Regions from separate parts of the Homo sapiens genome. Here region 2 is linked to region 1. The links are chromatin contacts, found by Hi-C or POLR2A ChIA-PET in ENCODE. All regions are on one chromosome and are shown on one strand. Each heading gives the region's core, a stretch centred on a gene start or an enhancer-like site at or near the end of the contact. The rest is flanking DNA. Distances are from core to core; before and after follow the strand shown. Region 1 holds the start of CIP2A (cellular inhibitor of PP2A). Region 2 holds the start of LINC01990 (long intergenic non-protein coding RNA 1990).

What was found. Hi-C counts contacts between places; a loop is a spot of excess contacts on that map. ChIA-PET counts read pairs that join two places held with the same protein, here RNA polymerase II (POLR2A). Pooled maps may share reads with other maps.
Region 2: a map of B cell shows a loop between it and region 1 (4-fold over the local background). The contact joins the promoter of LINC01990 here to the promoter of CIP2A in region 1. A Hi-C loop is called at or near these places in 2 of 168 maps with a recorded cell type or tissue (B cell and OCI-LY7) and 10 of 50 pooled maps. POLR2A ChIA-PET finds 5 or more read pairs at or near these places in 3 of 52 experiments (OCI-LY7, activated B cell and activated T-cell).

What each region holds. Positions count from the first base shown.
Region 1 is chr3:108,588,126-108,594,709 of GRCh38, reverse strand. CIP2A (cellular inhibitor of PP2A) reads left to right here and starts at 5,272. Exons shown (of 21, transcript NM_020890.3): 1 at 5,272-5,436. The coding sequence starts at 5,335. It overlaps DZIP3 (DAZ interacting zinc finger protein 3), which reads right to left and starts at 4,988. Exons shown (of 33, transcript NM_014648.4): 1 at 4,871-4,988. RefSeq lists an enhancer at 4,794-5,073.
Region 2 is chr3:107,425,996-107,432,714 of GRCh38, reverse strand. It overlaps LINC01990 (long intergenic non-protein coding RNA 1990), which reads right to left and starts at 1,785. Exons shown (of 3, transcript NR_110039.1): 1 at 1,757-1,785. RefSeq lists an enhancer at 590-779 and a silencer at 990-1,239.

The DNA.
Region 1 (6,584 bases), core at 4,023-6,522:
TGCAAGAAAATCAAATACCGCATATTCTTACTCATAAATGGGAGCAAAACGGAAAGAACACATAGACACATACAGGGGAACAACACACATTGGGCACTATCGGAGGGCAGAGGGTGGGAGGAGGAAGAGGATTAGGAAAAATAACTAACAGGTACTAGGCTTAAAACCTGGGTGATGAAGTCATCTGTACAACAAACTCCCATGACACAAGTTTACCTATGTAACAAACCTGCACATGTACCCCAAACTTGAAAGTTATATATATATGGGGGGGGAGCAGGGAGGGAGGGGGGAGGGGAGGGGGGAGAGAGAGAGAGAGAGATGTCCTAAGACTTCAACTTTTAAAAACCTAGGTGTACTAAGACTTCAACTTTTAAAAACCTAGAAAAACAACAAAGTAAATAAAAGATGAATGTATACGGATGAAATTAATAAAGACAACAGTGGTGATTCTGAAATCAAAGAAAAATGAGAATTAATAAAATGAAAGTTGGTTCTTGAAAAGCTGAATAAAATGGACAAACCCTTGGAAAGCCCAACTAAGAAAAAAATATAGATAACATTAGAATGAAAATGGAAATTTAAAACTACTAAGAGATTAAGAGAATTACTGGAATGCTGAATGCAACTTTTTATCGGTAAATTTTTAATATAGAGAAGCAATTATTATGCTAAAAAGCTCTATATCTACAATTAAGGAAAGGCAGAATAAATGATCAGATCCGTAACTATACTAGAAATTCAAGCTCAGGCATGTTAGCTCATGCCTATAATCCCAGGACTTTAGGAAGCTGAGGCGAGCGGATCACTCGAGACCAGGAGTTCGAGACCAGCGTGCGCAACATGGTGAAACCCCATCTCTACAAAAAATAGAAAAATTATCCTGGCATAGCGGGGCATGCCTGTGTTCCCAGGGAGGATGAGGTGGGAAGATAAGCCCGGGGAGGTCAAGGCTGCAATGAGCCGTGATCATGCCACTGCACTCCAGCCTGGGCAACAGAGTGAAACCATATTAAAAAAAAAAAAAAAAAAAGAAAGAAATTCAAATATTTGCTAAATTTCTACCATCTACCACTAAATAAGCTATCAAGCTTAATGATTTTACAAGACAGCTGTGTACAGCCTACAAGGATCAGATAATTTCTATGATTCTTATTATCCCATAGCATAAAAAAAGATGAAACACTTCCAATTTCTTTTTCAATGGTAACATATAATTCAAATTTGATGTGAGAATAAAGAAAAATATTACTGAAAATGCTCACTTATGAACAGGTATATAATAAAATCCTGAATAAAATACCAGCAAATCAAAACCTGAAGCAAAGAAAAACATAGGATTGTTACTACTGTCTACGTGACCTTGGGCAAATTACTTCCCCTTCCTATCTTAGTTTTTTCATCTCTAGAATGGAAATCATAATAGTTCCTACAGCATGGGGTTGTTATAAAGATTAGATAGGTAAGTAGAAAGTCCTTAGGACAGTGCTTGGCACATGGCAAATGCTCAATAAGTGTAAACTATTATTATCCCAAGAACAAAAAGGCAACATAATCCACTGTGTTATAATTTTAAAGTGAAAAATAAAATATATAAATGTGAAAACTGGATAATTTTTGGCAGACATTTTTTAGAATGAAACAGATATAAAAGCCAATCTCTTAAACATGATGAATATCAAAAGCCAATAGCACAAATTATACTGTGTTAAAACACTGTTCATTCTCATTAAATTATGTAAAAAAGCTGTTCAAAGTTAACATGATTTTCCATATTTTGGAGCTTACACTAATGCAATAATGTAAGACAACAAATACTGGAAGGGGTGAGGTAATTATTTGCAGATGATATATAGGCAGAAAGTCTAAGTAAACCAATCTCTATTAGAATAAACGTAATGATAAATAAACATAATAAGAATGGAACAAGACAGTATGACAAACTATATAAAATCTCACTGAACATAAAATATAACCTGAATACTTTTTTTTTTTTTTTTTTTTGAGACAGGGTCTCCCTCCTGTTGCCCACATTGCCCAGGCTGGAGTGCAGTGGGGCAAACATGGCTTACTGCAGCCTTGACTTCCCAGGTTCAGGTGTTCCTCCCATGACAGCCTCCTGAGTAGCTGGGACTACAGGCATGCACCACCCACACCCATCTAATTTTCTGTATTTTTAGTAGAGGTGGGGTTTCACCATATTGCCCAAGCTGGTCTTGAACTCCTGGGTTCAAGAGATCCTCCTGCCTCAGCCTCCCAAAGTGCTGGAATAAAAGGCATGAGCCACTACGCCTGGCACACCCTTAATACTTTCTATTAACTAACTCAGCAGTATCTGTATCTTCTCATTCATCCAACCTAAAAACTTAGTATCTGCTAGACTCATCCCTCTCTTCATGCCTCACATCCACTATCAGTCACCAAATCCTACCTATTTTACTTCATATATACTTCTCGAATTTGTCACCTATTTTGTATCTCCACCTCAATTATCCTGGTTATCCTTTAGAAGGTTCCAGAAAATTAGTGTCCCTCTTTCCAGTCTTATCCTCCCCAAAATCATAGTTCATTCAGCTACCAGAGTAATCAATCTAAAAACAAACCTGACTAGACCAGGTGCCAGTTTAAAACCAGAGATTGCCACGGACTTCAAGATGGAGTCCAAGTTTAAGGCTAATAAGGCCTTTGGTCATTGGGACCCAGACTCATCTCTTTTTTTTTTTTTTTTTTTGACAGGGTCTCACTCTGCCACCCAGGCTACAGTGCAGTGGCACAATCACACTCACTGCAGCCTCAAGTGATCCCCCCAACTCAGCCTCCAGAGTAGCTAGGACTACAAGTGAGCACACCCATGCCCGGCTAATTTTTTCATTTTTTGTAGAGATGGCGTTTCACTATGTTGCCTAGGCTGGCTCCAACTCCTGGGTTCAAGGTCCTCCTGCCTTAGTCTCCCAAAAAACTGGAAATTAAAAGCGTGAGCCACTGCTCCTGGCCTCCTGCTCCTTTTCTTCCCTTTTTGAGGCCTAAAAGTATGGATTGGTGTTTCTCAAATTAGGATATGCAAGTATCTCTGATTAAAAATGTCAAGACTTATCACAGCTAGAAACGATCCCTCTTACTAAACTTACAACATCAATTTTGGTGAAGATTTTTTGAGAAAGACATTTGATATTAATTACAGAAGAGAATACAAAATTTGTATGACTGCTTAAGTCAAAATCCAACAAAGATGGCACTGATAGCACGCAGCTTTGCGCATTACCCTGGGCCTCTGAATGGGGACGATGCTGACACATCATCACAGATGAAAAGTCCAACACTATCAAACTCTGATCACTTCATTTGCCAATGAGGCACTGACTGTAACACTGAGAACTTAATTATGCCAGATGACAGCTGACACTTTACATTAATTCATTTTTTAACCATCTCCAAGACCGTATAGGACCTCATCTCTACTCCTCTCCTCCTCGTTCTTTCTACACTAGCCACATGGCATCCTTGTTTCTGGCATACAGTATCCCACTTTAGGGTCTTTCTTTGCCATTTCCTCTATCTAAAAACCTTTTCCCATAGAATATGGCTCCCTTTCTCAACTCCTTGAAGCATTTCCCCAAATGTTGCTTTCTTAATGAGGTCACCTTCCCATTTCCCTTATCAATTACCAACATTATTCTAGAGTAATAACGTCTATTTTTCTCTTTATATCATTTTCCTTACTTATTTATTGTGTTTATTATTTGGTTCCCTACCAAAATGTAAGTTGCATGCCAGTAGTATTTTTGTTTTTTTCACTGAGTCTATTGTGTCTAGAAAAGTGCTTAGCACATTGTAGATTCTCAATGAACTACTTATTGAATGAACAGTCCTATGAACCAGGTATCTCCCTTGGCCAGATTTTACCTAATGAAGATTCTGCAGCAGTGAGAACTTGCCTAGAGTCACATCGTCAAAGGTGGAGCTAGAATCTGTAAGCAACCTGGCTCTCTACTCTTTACCACTGCTGCATGTTACTGCATGGTGCCTCTCATTTATGTGGTGAATTTCAAAAGTACTATTTTGTATGTTTCCCTTACTAGACAGTTCCCTCGCAGCAGGGGATACTACTTCATCTCTGTTCCCTGACTGGCAGTTTCTAACCCATGTTACACGCTCTATAATTGTTTACGGAATGAATGAAAGCATAAATGAACACACAAGCTACCCAAAGATTTTTACATGAATGTCCCAACTGGTTAAATCATTTTTATCTTTCAGATTTAAACTTTTATAAAAAACAAAACCAAAACACCAAACCTGTCTTCAAAAATCTAGTAATTCAAAAAAATTCTTTTGAAGTGAAAAAACATGATTTCTGATAAACGATTTAATTAAATGGAAATGTACCCTATTCTTACAATTTCTACATCCTGGTTTTTAAAGCTTTATTCGACGTTAGGAAATATTAAGCAAAAAGCTCCAAAACCAGTAACTGACTCGCTTCATTACATACACATGCAATAATATTAAGCTATCTCCGATTTAAAAAACGCAAATAATAGTGCCATTTTCGTAGACATCGAGAATTATAAAACAATCAATCATGCCAGAGAGAAACAGACACCTTCACTTACAAAAACTGACGCTAACGAGTAACACCCTCCGGAGCAATACCTGGCCCAGGGTCAGCAGGAGGTAGTCTTCTCGAATAAATGTGACAAATACTTTGGTCAGGGCATGACTAATTTGCCACATAATGCCAATAGGTTGACTCTGAGAAACTACCATCCCCGGGCAGAAGGGGCGGGTGTAGGAGAGATTTAAAAACGAGGCCCCTCCCAGGCCGCCTCAAAATCTAGGGCCCAAGATTCTTCTCCTCAGAGCTCCTCACCGTGTCTAGACTAGGGGCAAGCGACCATTTCTCAGGTAGAGGATGACGCACAAACGAAAAACTGGCCATCCAACATGAAGGACGAGGAAGCGCACGAAATCAGAGCGCACAGCTGAGTGAGGAATCCCCCTTCTCCTAACCGATTCCTCTCCCGAGAAATCGCGAGATTTCTCGCCTTCACGGGATCTCAGGCCGAAACCTCGCGGCCTCTCAGACGAGGGTGGGTTAGCGGGGGCAGCTCCCAACCCCCGTCCTGGACCCACAAATCACCTCGACCCCTGGCCCACCCCGGCCGTCACCGAGAACGGTCCCCTAGGGTGCCTAGGGACTTCCGGAGCCCGACCGGATCCGGAAGCTTCTGAGAGCGAGGGGGTGGGGCCGAAAATCAAAAAAAGCGCGGCGAAAGCTAAAGGCCGGCGCACGCTGGGCGGTGGTGGTCCCTAAGCCGGGCCGCGGCCGGTGCAATGGACTCCACTGCCTGCTTGAAGTCCTTGCTCCTGACTGTCAGTCAGTACAAAGCCGTGAAGTCAGAGGCGAACGCCACTCAGCTTTTGCGGCACTTGGAGGTGAGAGGCTCTGGGGTAGAGGACAGATGGGGCTTCCCCTAGCAATTCTTATTTCACAGTGAGGCCGAGGAGTGGCGGCCCCAGCCTGGGAAAGAAAGGACAGTCCTTCGATCCCTCTGTTGTCTTTTCGTACTGGTAAAGGCTAGTGAGTGTCGGGGTTCCGCTGGCCGCAGCGAGAGGCAAGAGCGCTCACTGAAGGCTCTAGGAAAAGCGGGAGTGGGGCAAAAGGTTGGGAAGTTCAGGTTGTTTCGAGTAGGTAACGGAAAAAGCTCGGAACTTTATCTTTTCCTTTGCTTCTAGTTTTGGTTTTTCTACGAAACCAAGCCCTCAATACACAACTATTCTCAGTGACGGAAAGTCATGATTAAAACTTGGTTTTGCCCTTCGGTAATCTATAATTGAATTTGTTGCTTACTGCTCTTACTTGAACTCGGGTTGAACTCAAACTTGAAAAACATTATTTCAACATTAAGAAGCACTTCCCCTTCCTAGTAAGCGTAATCCTTTTTCTTTACCAAAATACATTGCTTACAGTTTTTTAATCTTAGAATGCTGAATTGCCTTTTTTTCTATTCTAGTGATATGTGTCCAGACGATTCCGTTTGTTTTAGGATCTTAATCTTCTGCTTTCATTTGTTTTGCATTTACGGAATTCAAACTAACATTGACCTCAGTTTAATTTTTTTAAAGCTCAATTAAGGCTTATTTTAACTCTCTGTGTCACAGCTTTCCTCTGTTAAGGTAGAATTGAACATAATTTTAAAATATATTGTATTATATTAACCCTATGATAAAAGACTAATGTGCCAAAAATTTGTAAAATATTACAGGAAAAAAATGATTTCCAGTAGTAGAGCAACAGCAGCTGTTAGTGAAGCTGCTGTTGTATTAAATGTGTCTGTCTTATCTTGAGCTTCACTGGTGCTCCTCTTTTCCCTACTTCAAGTGCCCATCTCCTAAGTACATTTGTTTTCTCTTTTTCATTCTTTATTTTAAGAAGTGCCTGCAAACCTAATAATTAAGGTGTTAGCTGTTAAATGCTTAAGGCTTTGCTTCTGAATTAGCATAGGCTCCAGAAGCCGCAGAATAAGCAGGGCAGTCCGTTTAATTTAAAAATCGGGAGTTAAGCATTTTGTATGCTATTCTGA
Region 2 (6,719 bases), core at 536-3,035, 1.2 Mb after region 1:
TGTTATATATTATTTGTATAGCCCACAGTATTCACTGTGTGTGTGTGTGTGTGTGTGCGCGCGCGCGTTTGGTGCAAGGTAGACGATCCATAAGTATCTGCTGCGTAAATAAAAGTTGTTTTTTTTTTTTTAGCAACTTCTTTTGTTCTCAGATCTGAAATGATTAGCCCAGGAATTACTTCCCTAAAAAGGTAAAGCTAGTTTGAGAGAACTGCTTAAATGTGGCGCTCAATCTTTGCTATCTTAGACTGAGAGCCTCATGATAATTAAAAAATAATTTAAAGATGAAAGTCCTACTAGAGTGGGCGAGCTGATTACGAAAAGGAATGAGCCTCAGAGACTGTTAGCCGGATCCAGCCGGCCACTGCGTAATCCACTCCAGTGACTCTCACCTAGGTGCGCATCTCCATTTTATCTCACAAGATGCCGTGAAATTCTCAAAGTCATTGTAACTACAATTGATTTTGAATCACAAAAAAAGCAATATTCCATTTTCCGTGTTGTTGACCAAGCAGAAAACAGAACGTAACTTTTAAAACGCTTGAAAATCAGGGCTATCAAAAATAGAGAACTTCTATTCGCCATGAACTCGCTGATGCAAACAATCAACGCACACTGAACCGTGTGTTTTTCTGGGTGGTGGTGGTCCCTCGCCAAATAGTCAGCGTTTGGTTCTCCGCGTCTGTAGCGAGAGGAGTTACAGTTTGGTACCGGCAGGGAGGAAATCGCCTCGCAATCTCTGGAGGTGGCCTCCTAGAAAGATCGCCGGGAGGGGAGGAGCCCCGATTGTCCTGGAAGAAAAGCATGGCCCCATCCGGGAAGTCACAGCTTGCCGGGAGCCCAGGGCTGGCGGCTCTGGGTCCTGGAGGTGGCAGACGGCGGAGCAGCCGGCCTCGTAGCCCGGGCCTGCGCGCCTGGCAAGGGGCTCAGTGTGTGCGAGTGAAAGACGCACACCGGGCGGACCTGCGTGGGCTTCGGCCTCGCCCCGCCGCGCGCGGGGTTGCGGCTGAACCTGACCAGGGCTCATCCCTGCCCGGCGAGGGTAAGGGCGGCCCGGGATCCGCTGCTGCTCGGATGGGAGCCGCTCGGGGCCGGGATCCCTGGGCCTTGCGGGGGCGCGGCAGCCCCTCCCCCCGGAGCCCGCGCTTCCGCCCGAGCCCCGGCGGCGGCGGCGGTGACCGTGGCCCCGCCGCGCCTTCCGCCTGGGAGCTGCCGCCGCCCGCCCGCGCCCTTGTGCACCGCGCCCACAGGCCGCGGGAACCCAGAGCGCCCGGGCCCAGGGGCCTCTGCCGCGCGACTGAGACGCACTCCGAGCTGGACGTGTGGAAGGTTCGGCCAGCTCGGCGTTTCGCCCCCGCTGGGGATGGGCCACTGGGCACCTGCAGCCACCCAAGAGCGGGGAGTTGGCCGGGCCCTGGCCAGGGGCCGCCGCCACAGCGTACTGGCAGGGAGAACAGAGCTAGCTAAGCCTCCTTCCTCTCCCAGATTCCCAGGGAAACTGGACAGCCCGACGCCCAGAGCGGACGGGCGAGAGCCCCTGAGGTGCCAAGTGGACCCCGGTTCTGCTGCTGCCACTGGCCGATTGGGGACGCCGGCACTTGCGCTGTGGGCGTGTGGTGGGGCATTTCCGTTATCCTCTCGAAGACACCCCGCCACTATTCCTGCTCAAACAAGCACAGTCTGGTGTGCAAGCCGACCGTACCTCCTCCCCTCCCTCCTTTCTTGCACGCACCTTCGTTCGTCTATCTATTCTTACCTTCTTCCCCAGAGCGCCAAGACAAATGTGGACAAGAGTGAAGAAGTTAGGATACTGCCAAGTGTGTGTGTATTGGGGTGGGGGGGTAGTAATAAGCGGGGAGAAAGTGATGAAAATAAAATTAGAAATCCCAGAGTATGTAGCAACACACACACACACACACACACGCACACACACACGTTCCCAGCCTGTTAGCAATCTTGGCTATGTCCAAGTGGAAGCAAATTTTAATGCTCGGTCTCAGAAGAAAATTTCACATATACAGGCTTCAGAGGTAACGGGGTAACCGATAGCTTCCTTTTACTTCTCGGCATTTATTTTTGCTTTTCTGAAGCATAGTCCTATGTTTATTAAAGGGACCACAGGAGTACACGCTGTTTGAAAGCCATTCCTGGACACCACTGAGGCCGGCTTCCCAGGGAGCCTTTGTCGCCTCTGCAGCAGAGGTCACTGGACTCTCCTCAAGGTGTAATGTGAGGGAACAGGTGCCTCGGGGGCTTGGGAAAACACCACGCTGTGCTCTGATGTGTGTCCCCATCCCGGGAGAAGGCAAGTGCTTTGCATAAGGACCAGATGGGTTGCTGAATAGGGAGGTGGAAAACAAATAGACCCTTGGGTGTATCTTGAACCCCTTCAACACCCCCCCTTCCCCACTCCCCGCCTTCACCGAAGCAGTGTCAGAGTCCTCTTCGATCCAGCATGCTCTCCTACAATGGCGAAAAACTGCATTAAAACGAGGCAGTCGGAGCTGACTGCGGAAACCCATGTTCTTAGAGAGTCGTCTGGCTACTGCGTAGTCCTGGAATATTCTTTTTTTCAAAAGGCCTCTTCCAGTTGATTCCAACCGGGTTCGGGTTATTGTTCTCACCACCGATAGGGGGCAGCAGGTGTCCTGCGATGCCCCGGGGATGTGCGCGCAGACTGCCCTGCTGTCCCCGGGAATCCGACTACACTGAACGTTTGGGGCAGAAGCAGGAGCTGCTGCCTCTAAGTCCACCGCAGCAGCTGCCGGGACTTGGGCCTCCCAGCCTGGGCGCCTGGGGGGGGCTTGCCCTGTGCAAAGGGTGGGCGAAACCATCTGTGCACCAAGCCTGCCCCTAAACTTAGCGTACAGCATAGATAAATAAACTCAGTTGTATGCAAATGCTATAATTAAAATATACAGTCATTTGAAAGTACTGTAGGCTCTATTGGAGTTTTTAATTGTTTTTGAGTTTTCTCAATCAGTAGAGAATTTAAAAATACGGCTATCACAGTCTGTTTGGAGGGTGGTGGTCTGTTACGTTGAATTTTAAAAGGGCGTCTGTCCCTAGAAGTTGGGAACTACTGATCCACAGAATCGTTTGATAACCGTGGTAAAGATTCCGAGGCATCTCGGAAGGGAAACTGGGAGGACTGAGCTAGTCCTAGCAGGGTGTGTGTCCGCCCGCGCCGCGAGGCGTGGGCAACACAGCCCCATCCCGGGAGCGCGGAGCTATGGCAGCTGGGATTGGTTCAGATCGAGAGTCCTGAGGGGCTGGGATTTCCTGAAAACCTACTTCACTTGGTAAGCCAGAGCGCTTGAGTTTTCGGAATTCCCGAGGAAAGGTTCTATATATTCTCCAAATCCACATTTTCTCAGATATAAGCACTTTTTCCCTAAATTAAAAATATATTTGGGGTTTGTGGAGCAGTAATTTTTTTGGAAGAAAGAAAAATCCAATGTAAAAATGTAGAGACTAGCTATTATAGTCATCTCTAAATAGATTTTTGAAGTGATAACGGCTAAATTATCCAAATGAAAAAAAATGTGTAATAGTAGTAACAAGGCTGTGCCCCTACTTTATGAATCTCACGCACAATTAAAAACTCTAATCCCTGAAATACCTTTGGAAGGGAGGGAAGGATTACAGACTAATTATAGGATTTATAACACAACACTAAGATGTTTTCATTTTATTACAATAATGAACAAAACATTGATGATATCTACTTTTAATGTAATTCTTCCAACATCATAACAGATTTTAGAAATGCAACCATAACCACTAGAGAAGGGAAGAATTTCAATAGCACACTAAATTGTCAGAAATTTCATTAACATGGAAAGTTCATATCATGATGTCAGAATATAGACTCTCTTCAAATTAATGATGAATACTAATTAAAGTCAGAACATTTGTAGGAAAGTATAAAATCTGTATCTGAGAGGGGAGAGGAGGAATTAGAGGAAGGAAAGGTCAGGGAAGTAATGTGAGTAAATCTGAGGGGGAGGATTTCCATATTGGGTTCATGATACTAAGAGAAACCAGAGGCCCAGCTGCTTCTATGGATAGCCCTACAGCTGTTGAACCGTGGGACAGAGGTCACTATGGCATTTGAGAACACAGATTATTCTTTGTGCCTAAAGATAAACCTGAACAATTTTTAAGTTTGTCAGGGACCAGCACTGTTCACCTTCAAATGTGTTGAAGGACCTGCACACTGAGCATGGGCAAGTTTTAGTCCATGTTTAAAGGAGCAAAACTATACCAAGGACCAATCACAAAAGTGTCTTTTACATTTTTTTGCCACAAATTGGCAAAAATATGAAATAATTTCAATATTGAAAGCAGTCTATGGATTTATAGCACAACTTGGTTTATTTGCTGAATAATAATGTCTATCATTTCCTGTGCCACATACCAGCTAAGCAAGGTAGATATGATTAGCTCTATTTTACATATAAGGAAACTAAGGTTCAGTGAACTTGATCGACGTGCCTACATTTACACAGCTATTAACTGGAAGGCCATTTTCTGATTTTAGAGCCCAGGCTTTTTCATTGTCTCACTGCAAACCCTAAAACTGCATGTATCCGTATAAGGGATTCAAACCTTGGATTCTCAGATATCTGATCACTGAGCAAAAATGGGAAAACTTATTTCTGTCATGATTTGAGTGACCAAAAACCAAAAGCTAAATTCAAACAAAACCAAAACCTACAGGCCACAGAGGATCTCAACCTCGAGTTTCTATATCCCAAGTGCTTTTTGGAAGTAATGATGGGGTGGGGAGGAATCTACAACCTAGTTTAAATTTTCAAAAATCTAAACAGATATTGCGTGATTACTGCAGAAAATTCTATTGTTTTTGCTTTGCCTGGCATTGCATAAAGTCAATCCAAAGTAGGAAAATAAATTTACTGTTAATAAATGTAGTTTGTTTGCTAGACAATATCTTTAATTATATTAGGTCCATGGAAGGGTTGGAAAATGATAATAATAAATGTTAAAAGGGAGGCTTTGGACATGGAAAAGAACCACTGATACTTGGCAAAATCTCGTATATTTATTCTATGTGTTATTAGTTCTGCCACTTAATAGTAGGTCTGTGATTATGAAGGAGTTGTGCTGCATTTAAGGATTTTATATTGCATTTCCACAAATATAAATGTTACCTGAAGAACACTAGTGTAAATTGGCCAACTCTAAATAATCAACACCATTCAGTCTGGGTCATAAAGCGCTGGAGGAGGAAGGGTGTGTTTGGAGATTATGAAATAGCAGGTCCCAGAGAACAGTTTCTCTAACTTCTCCTGATGGCTGCTCTTTCTCTAGTCCAGTGATTCTCAAATATTTTCGTCTTAAAGCCCCACAAAGCTTTTGTTTATGTAAGTTTATGAGGATTGCATCTATTGATACTACTGTATTAGAAATTAAAATTGGAGAAATGTTTAAAATATGTTACTTGAGTTACTTAATTTATAATAATGACAAGGCCATTACGTATTAACGTAAGTAACACATTTTAATAAAATAATAAGTGTTTTCCCAAACAAAAATTTGAGAAAAATGTTATTTTATATTTTGGAAGTCTCTTTAATATCTGGCAGCTGGATTCTCATATTAGCTTCTGCATTTTCATCTACTGTGACATGTTGTGTAGGTTAAGTACATAAGAAAATCTGTCCCCAAAGAGAAGCATCATTGAAGAAAGGAGTGTTTTCAGATAATTGTGGATAGTCTTTAATACTACTACAAAATCCTTCAAATGATAATTTCAAAAAAGTTAATTGCAATGGGGAATTTAAGTGCATATCAATAAACTTTTCATATTCTGTTACATTAAAACCCACTGGTCTATTGCTTGGATGTTTTACGCAAATCATAATACAGTGAGTGATTTGTAACAGCATGTAATGGTCACTGGGAAATTATTCCTTCACTGAATTATGCAGCTCTTCCAAATGTCTATTTCATTGTACAATATCAAAAATATCATATTCATTAGTTGTATTTCATCAGGAAATATTTTACATATTAGGATATGAATTTTCCAATATTTTAATTTTTACTTGTAAGTTCAAATAATTTTATCATTGGTTAAAAAAAATCTTGTCAATTGTTTTCCTAGAAGTGACAGGCTCACTTTGTTTATTTCTGAGAAAAAAAATCTGCCAAATATTCGAGTCTGAATAACCACAATTTGTCTTGTCAGTCAGTTGTTCTTTCAAATAAAAATGCTATTCTATAAAAAAAGTGACTAGTTCAACTTGAAACTCAATTGCACTAGTGCTTCTCCTAGACAGCCCTCGTACATCTGTGTGTAATAGAAGCACTTTACGTATCATTTCTATTTTGTCCCACAAAATATTAAAAAGACATACCCTAGAGGGTCAGGATTTAATAAATTTAGTCAAATACCTTTTTTTTTTACTGCTTTATCCAGTACATTCTTGAGTGAAACTGACTTTTTTTTTTTTTTTGCTACAATTTGATTCCACTTCCTTGCTTTGTGCCAAGACCACCACAGTTTCACCCAGCATCAGTGAAAACACTGGCAAAGTGAAAAAGGCAAATATCACCTTAGTACTTTAAAATAGTTCTAGCCTCACAGAACCCCTGAGTCTCGAGGACCTCCACAGACGCTTTGAGAACCAGTGCTCTAGTCCTACAACAGTTGTTATCTGGGTCACTCACTTGCTACTTGACTACATGCTACC